Regions from separate parts of the Homo sapiens genome. Here region 1 is linked to region 2. A link is a contact called in ENCODE Hi-C or POLR2A ChIA-PET data. All regions are on one chromosome and are shown on one strand. The core of a region is the stretch at or near the end of the contact, and the rest is flanking DNA. Distances in the headings are between cores, read along the strand shown.

Evidence for each region. A loop is a pair of places that touch in the nucleus more often than their neighbours do. ChIA-PET counts read pairs that join two places held with the same protein, here RNA polymerase II (POLR2A). Pooled maps may share reads with other maps.
Region 1: a loop to region 2 is called in a map of naive thymus-derived CD4-positive, alpha-beta T cell, with 8 times the contacts of the local background. The contact joins the enhancer-like site here to the promoter of DDX5 in region 2. A Hi-C loop is called at or near these places in 2 of 168 maps with a recorded cell type or tissue (CD4-positive, alpha-beta memory T cell and naive thymus-derived CD4-positive, alpha-beta T cell) and 6 of 50 pooled maps. POLR2A ChIA-PET finds 5 or more read pairs at or near these places in 17 of 52 experiments (A549, AG04450, B cell and 14 more).

Annotation. Positions count from the first base shown.
Region 1 is chr17:64,346,109-64,352,863 of GRCh38, forward strand. PECAM1 (platelet and endothelial cell adhesion molecule 1) reads right to left here. Exons shown (of 16, transcript NM_000442.5): 11 at 6,282-6,355; 12 at 4,272-4,325; 13 at 2,152-2,214. Among named protein-coding and RNA genes, the nearest start is that of PECAM1, 41 kb to the right of the region's middle. Within about 2 kb of position 2,188, at least 8 of the 41 ENCODE cell types and tissues checked have a DNase peak (open chromatin) inside an H3K27ac peak, as active enhancers do; they include CD4-positive, alpha-beta T cell and CD8-positive, alpha-beta T cell, where a contact is called at or near this core.
Region 2 is chr17:64,505,039-64,511,483 of GRCh38, forward strand. It overlaps DDX5 (DEAD-box helicase 5), which reads right to left and starts at 1,251. Exons shown (of 13, transcript NM_004396.5): 1 at 1,038-1,251. The coding sequence starts at 1,081. CEP95 (centrosomal protein 95) reads left to right here and starts at 1,939. Exons shown (of 20, transcript NM_138363.3): 1 at 1,939-2,078; 2 at 3,554-3,682; 3 at 5,135-5,242. The coding sequence starts at 2,060. RefSeq lists a silencer at 342-411 and enhancers at 502-711, 772-901, 1,602-1,841, 2,042-2,131, 2,113-2,729 and 1 more.

The DNA.
Region 1 (6,755 bases), core at 938-3,437, 160 kb before region 2:
CAGGCCTGCCTGGCTAGGTGGATGCAGCCTGGGGTTAGCCTCAGAGGAAGGGAGACAGATGGCAATGATCCCAGGGAGCTTCCCAGCTGGGCAGGAAGGTTCTGAGACTGCTTCCTTTGAGCGTGCAGGAGCCACTGTTTCCTTTGAGCATGCAGGAGTGTGCAGTGACCCCCGGGGACTGTGTACTGCCCAATCTGGGTTCGCAAAGGAGGAGGACAGTTAGGAGATGCATTTTTAATTTTTTTTTAGACGGAGTCTTGCTCTGCCACCCAGGCTGGAGAGCAGTGGCTTGATCCTGGCTCACTGCAACCTCTGCCTCCCGGGTTCAAGCGATTCTTCTGCCTCAGCCTCCCCAGTAGATGGATTACAGGCATGCGCCACCACGCCCAGCTAATTTTTGTATTTTTAGTAGAGACAGGGTTTCACCATGTTGGCCAGGCTGGTCTCGAACTCCTGGCCTCAAGTGATCCACCTGCCTTGGCCTCCCAAAGTACTAGGTTTACAAGTGTGAGCCACCGTGCCTGGCCAGGAGATGCATGTTTTTTATGGTGCCCAAAACAAACGAGATTGATGTTCTAGCATTTTCTATGGAGCAGCCCACTCTGCATCCATTTCCCCAGCATAGAACCAGAGACAGGGACTTCCAGGCCAGCCTGCCCTTGAGAGAACCACATACACAAAAACAAAACCCAAGGTGTAAAATCAGTGCCACTGCTCACACGGACAGGGATCTTGTGCTTTCAAAAGCCTTTACCTAAGTGTCCCTCTAAATGGCAAAGCACTCGATATCTTGAAACATGCATTTGATTGACACACATTCAGTCTGCACAAGCAACTTTAGGAACACACTGGGTTTGGCAGGGGGTCTACCTCTGGAAGGGACAAATTGCTCAGTACTTCCTAATTCCCTGGCACTTAGTAAGTGCTCAATAAATCTTACCTATTATTAGTAGTATCATAACTAATAATTATCAAAAATGGCCAGGTGTGGTGGCTTCGCCTGTAATCCCAGCACTTTGGGAGACAAAAGTGGGCAGATTGCTTGAGCCCGGGAATTTGAGACCAGCCAGGGCAACATGGCGAAACCCTGTCTCTATTTTTCTTTAATTAATTTTTAAAATTATTGAGGCCGAGTGTGGTGGCTCACACCTGTAATCCCAGCACTTTGGGAGGCTGAGGGGGGTGGATCTTTTGAAGTCAGAAGTTCGAGTTCACGCTGGCCAACATGGTGAAATCCCATCTCTACTAAAAATACAAAAAAAAAATAAATAAATTAGCCGGCTGTGGCGGTGCATGCCTGTAATCCCAGCTACTCGGGAGGCTGAGGCAGGAGAATCGCTTTAACCCGGAGGCAGAGGTTGCAGTGAGCTGAGATCTCGCAACTGCACTCCAGCCTGGGCACAGAGTGAGACTCCGTCTCAACAAAGAAAAAAAAAATATATATATATATATAAAATAAAAAATATATAAATAATATAAATATAAAAATATTATATATAAAATATATAAAAATAAAAAATAAAAATATATAAAATATTATAAAATATATATTATACACAAAGAAAACATATATATTATATATGTATTTATATTTATATATTATATATATTATATATTTTATATATATATATATATTTTTTGAGATGGAGTCTCACTCTGTCACCCAGGCTGGAATGCAGTGGCGCAATCTCAGCTCACTGCCACCTCTGCCTTCCGGGTTCAAGTGATTCTCCTGCCTCAGCCTCCTGAGTAGCTGGGATTACAGGTGTGCGCCACCAGAGCCGGCTAATTTTTGTATTTTTAGTAGAGATGGGGTTTTATCATGTTGGTCAGGCTGGTCTCGAACTCCTGATCTCAGGTGATCCACCCGCCTTGGCCTCCCAAAGTGCTAGGATTACAGGTGTGAGCCACAGTGCCTGGCCTTTTCTTTTTTTCTTTTAAATTATTGAAATTTTACAGCTCAGAGACAGGGCCAGGGCCAGGGGCCTTTGCTCCTTCCAGTCTTAGCAGGCCGGTAGGTCTGCTAATCACTTCCTTTGGAGCGACTGAGGGTGCACAGACTCTTCTCACTGAACACAGCACCCCCGCCACCACTGGGGTTTAAACCCAAGCCAAAGGCAATGCCTGGGGACTCACTCGAGTGGCACTTACCTTTGTGAGACTCAGCTGAGGACACTTGAACTTCCGTGTACTGCACGTCTGAGTTCAGAGGCTCTGCTCAAAGAAACCACAGCAGCTTGTTGTTTAGGTGGAATCTCTTGTGGGCACCTCAGATCATAGAAGTAGAGACTTTCTTTTCTTTTTTTTTTTTTTTTTTGAGACAGAGTCTCACTCTTTCACCCAGGCTGGAGTGCAGTGGTGTGATCTCAGCTCACTGCAACCTCCACCTCCCGGGTTCAAGTGATTCTCCTGCCTAAGCCTCCTGAGTAGCTGGGATTACAGGTGTGCACCACCATGCCCAGCTAATTTTTGTATTTTTAGTAGAGACGGGGTTAATTTTTGTATTTTTAGTAGAGACAGGGTTTCACCATATTGGCCAGGCTGGTTTTGAACTCCTGACCTCAAGCGATCCGCCCACCTCAGCCTCCCAAAGTGCTGGGATTACAGGCATAAGCCACTGCCCCCGGCTAGATTTTCATTCAGGTTATTAAAGTATTCTGTATTTTGAGGGGGCAGCCAGACACAGGCTTAATTCCATTCGGGATGAGGAAGGGAGTACGAACCCCGCACTGGTCCCAGAGGCAGATACAGGGCCTCGGGGCCCATGGTTTCCTCCCTGACTCCTCTGTTACCAGGATGTGGAGGGACCCTCTGGCCTAGGTCCCTGTTTCTACAGTGGGGGGACTTGGAACAGGTCAGTAGAGACAGAAAACAGCCCAGTATCAGCCCCAGCAGTTCTCCCAATTCAGTCTCACTCAAGATGCTGGAAGCCTTCTCCACAGCCACAGGCAAACAAAGCTACCTCCAAGACTGAGAGGATTTCGGGAAATGGGGAACAGGGGTCACTACCCTAAAAATACTTGGAGAGTGTGAGGCATACACGTGAATGAAATCACTCAGGGTACTAAGGTGAAAGCTAGAAAAGTAGTTTGTCTTCAAGTCAAAAATAACATTACTGTTTTGTTTTTAAAGCCCTAAAGAATAGGGATTCTCATCAGCTACCAAAACAATGATTCTGCAGTCAAAGATACATTTCAGGCTGGGTGTGGTGGCTCATGCCTGTAATCCCAGCACTTCGGGAGGCTGAGGCGGGCAGATCACCTGAGGTCAGGAGTTCGAGATCAGTCTGGCCAACATGGTAAAAATCCACCAATACTAAAAATACAAAAATTAGCTGGGCATGGTGGCACACACCTGTAATCCCAGCTACTTGGGAGGCTGAGGCACGAGAATGGCTTGAACCCGAGAGGCGGAGGCTGCAGTGAGCCAAGATTGTGCCACCGTACTCCAGCTTGGGTGACAGAGTAAGACTCTGTATCAAAAAAAAAAAAAAAAGAGCCAGGCGCAGTGGCTCGCGCCTGTAATTCTAGCATTTTGGGAGGCCAAGGTGGGCAGATAACAAGGTCAGGAGTTTGAGACCAGCCTGGCCAACACAGTGAAACCCTGTCTCTAGTAAAAATACAAAAATTAGCCGGGCGTGGTGGCAGGCGCCTGTAGTCCCAGTTACTTGGGAGGCTGAGGCAGGAGAATTGCTTGAACCCGGGAGGTGGAGGTTGCAGTGAGCCGAGATCGCACCACTGCACTCCAGCCTGGCTGACAGAGCGAGACTCTTGTCTCAAGAAAAAAACAAAAAAAAGAAAGAAAGGAAGAGACCTTAACAGAATCCTTTCTCTTTGTTAGGAGCCTTAGCTCCCATGGCAGCAGCCCAGAGCGAAAGGAATTTTGAAAAATGATTTAGTCCAATCCCTCAGTGCTTCAGGCAGAAGAGAGCAATTTATTGTCCATTGTCTTTAAAAATCACCACCTCAATGCTCAAGAAAAAAGAGGTCCCACTGCCTTACCCAGTAGCTCATTATGAGTCAGGAAGTTGTTTTTTGAGTATAACCCAGTTCTTCCCTACTTTGATTTAGGTGACTTTCCCACTGAGGACACTAGATAGCATCTCTGGTGAAAGCAGCTAGCTACCTTCATTGACACATCGGCTGGGTACAGGGTCATTAAGAGAGGTGGGAAATTATCCACAGTCCTTCAAGTTTTAGTTTTCTTTTCCTATGAGTCTTTTTTTTAATGTAAAAGTTGGTTCTAATAAAAACATGTAATTAGATAATTACCTTTATTATCATTTATTGGTTTCATTGCATGGTTTCTGACATCGTCATTGTGACCTAGTTGAAAAATAACAATTAGGGTGAGTGACAAGGGAAATTCTAGTTTTCTAAAACCTTTTAAAAATTCAGTACCCCTAACAAAGTCAAGCCTGATTTATTCAGTGTAGTGACAACCAGCACTGTCTCTGGGTCCTGGGTCCCCTCGTTGGCCCTCCTGTGGGCTCCATTTGACCTGCTGTGTAGTCTTTTTCTTTTTTTCTTTCTTTCTTTTTTTTTTTTTTTTGAGGCAATGTCTTGCTCTGTCACCCAGGCTGGAGTGCAGTGGTGCGATCCCGGCTCACTGCAGCCTCCTCCTCCCAGATTCCAGCGATTCTCCTAGTCTCGCTTTGTTGCACAGGCTGGTCTCCAACTCCTGGCCTCAAGTGATCCTCCCACCTCAGCCTCCCAAAGAGCTGGGATTATAGGCATGAACTACCATGCCTGGCCTGAATATAGTTTCTTTCTTTCTTTCTTTTTTGAGATGGAGTTTCGCTCTTGTTGCTCAGGCTGGAGTGCAATGTTGAGATCTCAGGTCACTGCAACCTCCACCTCCCAGGTTCAAGGGATTCTCCTGCCTCAGCCTGCTGAGTAGCTGGGATTATAAACATGTACCACCATGCCCAGCTAATTTTTTGTATTTTTAGTAGAAACAGGGTTACACCATGTTGGCCAGGGTGGTTTTGAACTGCTGACCTCAAGTGATCCACCTACCTCGGCCTCCCAAAGTGTTGAGATTACAGGCGTGAGCCACCGCGCCCAGCCTAGAATATAGTTTCTTAAACAATATATTTGCTCGTTTCTATTTACTGACACATTACTTTTATTACTACAAATATTTTATTTTCCTTTTTTAAAGTTTATGATTCAGTACTATATGAATTACTCAATTCTTAAAACATATTTCTCAAGCAAAATATGTCTCTGTAAAAAGTATATCCTAAAAATTTCTTATTTTGTGAGACATTTATAGAATTAGAAAAGAACATGAGCATTCTATGACCAAACCTGCTGATAAAGCAAGAAAAGTGGCTGGGCTCAGGGGCTCACACCTGTAATCCCAGCACTTTGGGAGGCCAAGGCAGAAGGATTTCTTAAGCCCAGGAGTCTGAAACCAGCATTGGTAGAGTGCCATCTCTACAAAAAATAAAAATTAGCTGGGCATGGTGGCACATGCCTGTGATCCCAGCTACTCAGGAGGCTGAGATGGGAGGATCACCTGAGCCTGGGAGGTAGAGGCTGCAGTGAGCTGAGATTGCACCACTGCACTCCAGCCTGGGAAGACCCTGTCTAAAAAAAAAAGAAAGAAAGAAAAGAGGAAGAGTGTTCCAAATTTGGTCTGGGACAGGACTTTTTGTGATGTAATTATAGCCCCCTCTGGGAAGTAAGTAGCATCCCTGCTGAAATGCTTGAGCAATTTTCTTACTAACCTGGGATTAAGAACTCCTAGGACTGGCTACTCATTCAGCTGAGCTGACCCTGAAGCTACTGATGAGCCTTATGAATAGATATTTCTTAGTTGGAACACTTTATTTATGCCTTTACTGAGAGAATATTGAAATTGCATTCCCTTTGTGGCAAATTTGAAGTAAAACTGTCTTGTGCTTGTAATAATTCCATCTGAGAAGATGTTTTACCAATGTTTTCATTCAATACCTGGTCTCTGTCTTGAAAATGGAGAATTATAATATTACGCTGGAGCAATGTTCAAAGTCTTTGAAGGCATTATGATTATTCTCCATATTTCTTCTACGGGGAGTTTGGAAGGTGGCAAAGTTAGAATAAAATATGTTACCTTTCCTTTTACGTTTCCGTATATTACATGGCCCAGTGGCTGATGAGATGAAGTACCCTGTTGAAGCCAGGGTTTCTCTTCCAACTGTAATCCCACCACTTACATATTCTGCTTCTGAGAGGGCTAAGGAAGTATGTAGCAAGTTGGGGGAAATTAGAAATGGCAGGAGAACATGACTTTACCGTAATGACTGTTAGCTTCCATATTGGGATCTGACATTTTCTCGTTGTTGGAGTTCAGAAGTGGTACTGCTGGCCTTAAAATGAAATATAAAAACAGAAAACAATATATAGATATATTTGTTGTTGTTATTGTTCTAACCCCAAACCACCAAAGTAAACAAGGGAAGATCATGAGAAAACCAGGAAGAGTTTTCCAAGGTAAGGAAAACTTTACTCTCTCATTTGGAAAACAAATATTTTTTGGCAGCTCCAAGGATTATGTAAAAAAACTTTTTTTTTTTTTTAGACAGAGTCTCGCTCTGTCACCCAGGCTGGAGTGCAGCAGTGCAATCTCGGATCACTGCAGCCTCCGCCTCCTGGGTTCAAGCGATTCTCGTGCCTCAGCCTCCCGAGTAGCTGGGATTACAGGCATGCACCACCACGCCCGGCTAATTTTTGTGTTTTTAGTAGAGATGGGGTTTCGCTGGCTAGGCT
Region 2 (6,445 bases), core at 1-2,500:
ACTTAGGTCATGTAAACAGCCTGGGATTTATCATGTCGGAAGCCGGGGATTTATCATGTCGGAAACTTGTCACCCACATGCCAGAATTTGGGATTCTGGCACACACCACTTCTTGTGGTTACTGTAATCTTCCCCACCAGCCTAGCAATTCACTATCAGCAATAACAAGGCTACATGAACCGAAGAGCATCACGACGATGTTACTCATATGGCCGTTTTGGAACCAAACAGCTTTAGTGGTAAGAACCTAAACAGTACAGTCAGCGATAACAGAACAAGGGTTTTCTCAGAAACACTTCTGCTAGCAAACCCAGCTGGGGGAACGCCGCGGTAGAGCTCCGGATCAACGAATCAAAATTATATAACGCAGGAAAAAAGAAAAGGAGGAGCCGGCGACTACCGGGGGAGGAGTCCCGGCCCGGGCGGAGTCGGCCGGGCGGCGTTCCCGCTGGGGCGGCGCTTCCCCCTTTGTCTCGCATTTCTCTCTGCGCCACATTTTCTCGACGCTGCCATTTTGAGCTCCTCCGCCGGGCGGGGTAACAAAGGCGCCGCCGCCATGTCCGAGGCCGGCATTTTGTACTCGCGACTCAGCCACATGGCTGATGCCGGCCGCCCTCCTACCCCAACAGCACCAGGGCTTTGGAAGTGGTCCCCTCGCTCCCACAGAATGCCCGGCCACCCCAAAAACACCTCCCGAAACGCCGCACCTAACAGATGTTCCTTCGTCTGCCTCGAAGCGTCCCGCTTTCATCCGCACAATACGCTCCCTCTCAACTCCCTCAACAGCTACCAAATGGCAGCCGCCCCGACAGCTCCCCAATCCCCACACAAAAAGCAAGCTTGAAGACACTACACCGTCAAATCTCTTCCAATCACTGTGACGTGAATATCAAAATGGCGCAAGCCTTCGGGAAAGGAAGTCCCAAGATAGCCCGGAAAGGCCAAGTCCAAGCCGCAAAGCCCCCGCCGGCCGCCACCCTGACCCGCCCTCCCATCCCCCCACCCGCCAGGCCTGACAGCTCGGCTCCCAAACTCACCCTCGGTCCCGGCCGCGGTCTCGGTCACTCGAATAACCCGACATGGCGTCAATGGTTGCGGTTGGCGGGGAACGAAGTATATAGAAAAGCGTGCGACAAGTCGCTGGAAATGGCCTCGATGACGGCGAAGCCTTGCGGGGGCGGCAGCGGAGGAAGGACACCGATGACACCAGCCGAAGCTGCACTACTAGAGACCGGTAGAAATGAATGAGGTGCCGGCCGCTTTCCGGCAGCCGCTTTTATAGTCTGGACCGCCTCCTACGCCGCAGGGAACGCTGGGAGCCGCTCTATGACCTAATCGCCCCGCCCCTCGCGCATAGGCCGCAACGCCCGCTGGCGTTCCAGGATCGCCGCGCTTTCACCCCTCCCCGCGCCACTCTCTCAGGTCAGGGCCCACCCACCATTGGAATGCCTCATTCTGCACTCTCTTGACCTCACCTTCTTCTGGTCTTTCCACACCTCAAGCAAGCCACCCCGCCCTTTCCCAAGCCCAGCCCCGCCCACCCTCGCCACTCGGAGATGTTTACGTCTCCAAAGAGCCCTCACGTCTGTAACCAAAAGAGGGGGAAGGCGGGGCCTGGCGTTGTCACGTGGCTGTACCACCCCGGACCACCGAGAGAGCGGTCCGCACTACTTTCCCGTTGACGTCGGCGGAGGGATACAAAACGAAATAGCTCACCGGAAGTGCGCTGCTCGCACCCCGGGACCCGCCCGGGCTGCCGGCTGATGTGGACCGTCCGACCCGCGTGTCTGATAATCCTTTGACGGGTTTTGGTCGGCGGAGAATGGTCTCTAAACTTCCCAAACCGCCCCCGTTTCACGTCCTGTGAAAGGAAGTGCTCCTCTGATGACCAATCAGCGGCGAGAAGCTCTTTTAACGTCCGTCCTTCTTTCACGCCTCCTTCCCCGCGCTTTGGTTCGTGCGTCCGCGCCCCAGTGTCGGGTCTGCGTGGATCGGTCCTTCCAGGACACCGTCGCCTTCCCGGCCGCGTCGGAGTCCGGCGGCGACCTGCCTCTGAAACATGGCAGGCTCGGATGCTGGTGAGTGTCTCCCTGGGGTCCCAGTATGTGTGGACTGAAACCGTCCACCTCCAGGGAGGCCTCGGGCTAGCCCGGACTGGGTCTGGGCTGTCGGCGGGGCTCGTGACCTTCAGACGCCGCGTCGCGCTGGCGGGTTCCCTGGATAGGGTCTCTCAGCTTCACCACCTCTTCGCTTCGAGGCCGTGGAACAGCAGTATGCTGTGGGAGAGAGAGAGGCACTGGGGCGAGGCCGGTAGGACACTTGGGTCCTGGCTGTAAAAAGAGCGGTCAGAAGGGTCGTCCCCGGACTTGTCTTTCTGTGGGGCGTCTAGCCGCTGTCCGTGTGCCCTCCGCCCTTGCACTATGGGCCCTGAGGTCGTACCTGCTTTTGTATTGGTCTTTAAAGGAACAGCATTCTTAAGATTTATTATGCCCCTGCAGAATAGTAGAATATGCCCCTGTAGAATAGTTGTGCTTTTTTCTCTTCAGTGCCCTCTAGAGTCATGGGCTTTGTCTAGCACCGCTTTTGAAGAGCGAATTAATTTGGTTGTCTAGGACGCTTTCATCCTTTTCACAAGGACTGCGTACAAACCAGTTGTCATGGTTTGGCCAGCTGTGAGAAATGGGCGTGGGGAGGGGGATTATGTGCATGGAAAATACACTCTCATTCGTTTCCAGAACGTTACGTGTCCAGAACATAGTGGAGATGTTTGTTTCTAATACCGATTGAAAGTGCTTTCCTACCAATTCCCAGGCATTTCAAGGAACAAGTATTTTAAGCTAAGTTACTTTTGGTACAGAAACCGTTAAACTTTGCAAATCCCAGCAATATCTAGGGGAGAGGAGAATGTGGTACGCAGGAAACGTCAACAGTATTGATAATTCTGAGCTTCATGTACTTCCCATATTTTCTTTCATATAGATCGATATAATAAAAAAGAAAAACTAACAAATGCATTACCGTTGATGTTGTTATTATACCAGTTCTTAACAGCCTAAGTTTAATCACCACTTTTTCCGGCACCAGAGAAACCCTGACTTGCACAAGATAATTGGGTAAACACAAGACCAATACTATTGCAAGTGCGAAGCAGCCTCCATTAATGAGTTTCTGGTAACCTCGGATTATCATTAAACTGTTGTTTATGACATAATATTCCTGTTTACTTGTAAATATGTTTTAACTAAAAACACCCATGTAAGGCTTATATAAGTAACTTAAGATTTTAGGCTGCAACAGTATCAATTGAATTTGCAGTATAGTTTTGACTATGTAGAAATTACAGCACTCTGGAAATCATCCCAAGAAATTAAATACATCTTTTTAAAAACCATGCCTAAAGGGTCTTTGAAATTCTCTAACAATCAAATTCCTTATCTTCTGCAAAGTTCAGTGTCTGTTTTTGTTGGGGGGGAGGTTGTTGGATTTTTTAAATGTCTGTGTGATTTTTTTCTGGTGGTTTTTAAGACTGATCTTTCCCCCTTTTTCCCAACAGAGTGGGTAACCATTGCCAATAACCTTCTTTTTAAGTGTCATATACATCTGAGAATACATGAACTTCAAGACTGTGATGCTAATGTTTTTATTGCTCTTTATCAGTCTATTTTGGGAGAAAAGGTACCAGGTAAGAATACTAAAAGCAGGAGTAATTTTGCCTATATCTTAGGCCAAAAGTTTTTAGTCCTTTAGTTAGATTCTTTGATATTTATAAAATTTCATTTTCTCTTTGCTTGTTTCTTTTTTTAATATTGCATATTAAATTCTATATTAATATACAATATTAAAATAAATATTGTATATTAAATTGTATTTAATATCACATATTGTATAATTATAATATTGTATTCCTTAAGGAATACCCTGTGGAACCCACTCATAATAACGGCCTTGAGCAGATCAGTTTGAGGGCTCCTGATAATCACGGCTTAACCTAATCATGGCTACTGCCTTGTGAAAGTTGCATCTTTTCTGTAAATGTACCTTCAAAGGTTGTAAAATTGAGTGGAGCTTGGGAATTTATTGGATTCTGTTACTTAACCAGTGCTAGGGATAAGAATTGATGCTTGTAGATGATGAACCTCATTTACCAAGACAGTTAATAAGCGCATATGTCCTTTCATCTTGCTCACCATCTCACTATGTTCAAGACCAGGGTGGTACCAACTCAGCTTAAGTGATCCTCCCGTCTACCTCCCAAAGTGATAGGATTACAGGCATGAGCCACCACGTCCAGCCTGTGCTGACCTTTTAAATCTTTATACCAATAATTCTAGTTGGCTATTCAAAAGGACATATAAGGGCCAGGCGCGGTGGCTCACACCTCTAATCCCATTACCTTGGGAGGCTCATCACTTGAGGCAGGTGGATCACCTGAGGCCAGGAGTTCAATACCAGCCTGGCCAATATGGCAAAATGCCATCTCTGCTAAAAATACAAAAATTAGCCAGGCATAGTGGTGCACGCCTATAAACCCAGCTACTTGGGAGGCTGAGGCAAGAGAATTGCTTGAGCCGGGAAAGTGGAGGTTGTAGTGAGCCAAGATCACGCCACTGCATTCCAGCCTGGGCGATAGAGCGAGACCCTGTCTCAATAAATAATAAATAAACATACATATGTGTATATATAAGAACGCTCCTTGAATGCCTGCTGTGTTTTTTTTTTCTTCGTAGAAAGTAGCCCATAGTTATGGGTTAAAGTATCATGTCTTGGCTCCCTTATTAGACTATTAGCTGTCTTTGAATTTAGGGACCACTTTATCTTCCTTAACATGGTGCTTCTTGTAAAGCATATTCATGTATATCTATATATCTATATATATATATATGGTGTAATAAATATTCAACCGTATTCAACCAGTCTAATATTGATAAATCGGTTCAATCAATAAATACTCAACCAGTAAAGATTCTGCTGTGTAGAGTTCAGGGTTTATTAACTTTATCTGTACTTTACAGCATGTTCTGTTTGGGCAGAGCCTTTATAGCAGTTGAGCATATTCAGTAGCCTAGTCAGAGACAATGAGATGAAAACTTGGCCTCTCATGGATACAAAATTATGTGATTTTTTCCCCCCCCAGACCTCATAGTTATTCCTAGGAGTCAAGAAGATGATGCACACAATGTACAAGCAGTAATTGATTCACTGGCCTTGGACTACTTGCAGGTCAGCTTGTCTCACATAACAGGTTGGTATATGTATAACTATCACATAATTATGCATTTTAGTAAAAATAATTGTTAGAACTGTAGACATTGTTTACTTAACCAAATGAGTGAGCTTATGGAGTAGACCAAATTGTAAGATTGAGCTAAGACAATCAACTGATAGAGGTCAGGTCCATACATGAGAACTTTTCCAGGAGAGCTGAACATTGATTTTGCAATTGATCTGGGTCTGAAACGTAAATATCCTAGCTGGTAATTTGAGGTGTGTTTTTTGTTTTTATGTTATGTTGTTTTATTTATTTTTATTTTTTGATTCAGAGTCTCTGTTGCCCAGGCTGGAGTGCAGTGGTGCAATCACAGCTCACTGCAGCCTCAACCTCCCAAGCTCAGGTGATCCTCTCACCTCAGCCTCCCGGGTAGCCGGGGCTACAGGTGTGCACCACCATGCCTGGCTAATTTTTTCTATTTTTTGTAAAGACAAGAGTTTCGCCATTTGCCCAGGCTGGTCTGGAACTCCTGGGCTCAGCTGATCCACCTGGCTCCACTCGTGAAATTGCTGGGATTACAGGCCTGGACCACTGTGCCTGGCCTTCGGGGAACCTGCCCCGATAGTCACGTAGGTTCTTTTCTATTTTATCTAAGCATCGGCAGGTTTGAGAAATAAAGGGACAGAGTACAAAAGAGAGAAATTTTAAAGCTGGGCGTCTGGGGGAGACATCACATGTCTGTAGGTTCCGTGATGCCCCACAAGCTGCAAAAACCAGCAAGTTTTTATTAGGGATTTTCAAAAGGGGAGGGAGTATACGAATAGGTTGTGGGTCACAGACATCAAGTACTTCACAAGGTAATAGAATATCACAAGGCAAATGGAGGCAGGGCGAGATCACAGGACCACCTGACTGGGGTGAAATTAAAATTGCTAATGAAGTTTTGGGCACCATTGTCATTGATAACATCTTATCAGGAGACAGGGTTTTGAGAGCAACCTGTCTGACCAAAATTTATTAGGCGGGAATTTCTTCTTCCTAATAAGCCTGGGAGCGATATGGGAGACTGAGGTCTATTTCAGCCCTACAGTCTACAGACCATAAAAGATGGCCACGCCCGGGGGACCGTCTGTAGACCTGCCCCCAGGCGTGTATTCTCTTTCCCAGGGATGTTCCTTGCTGAGAAAAAGAATTCAGCGATATTTCTCCCATTTGCTTTTGAAAGAAAAGAAATAT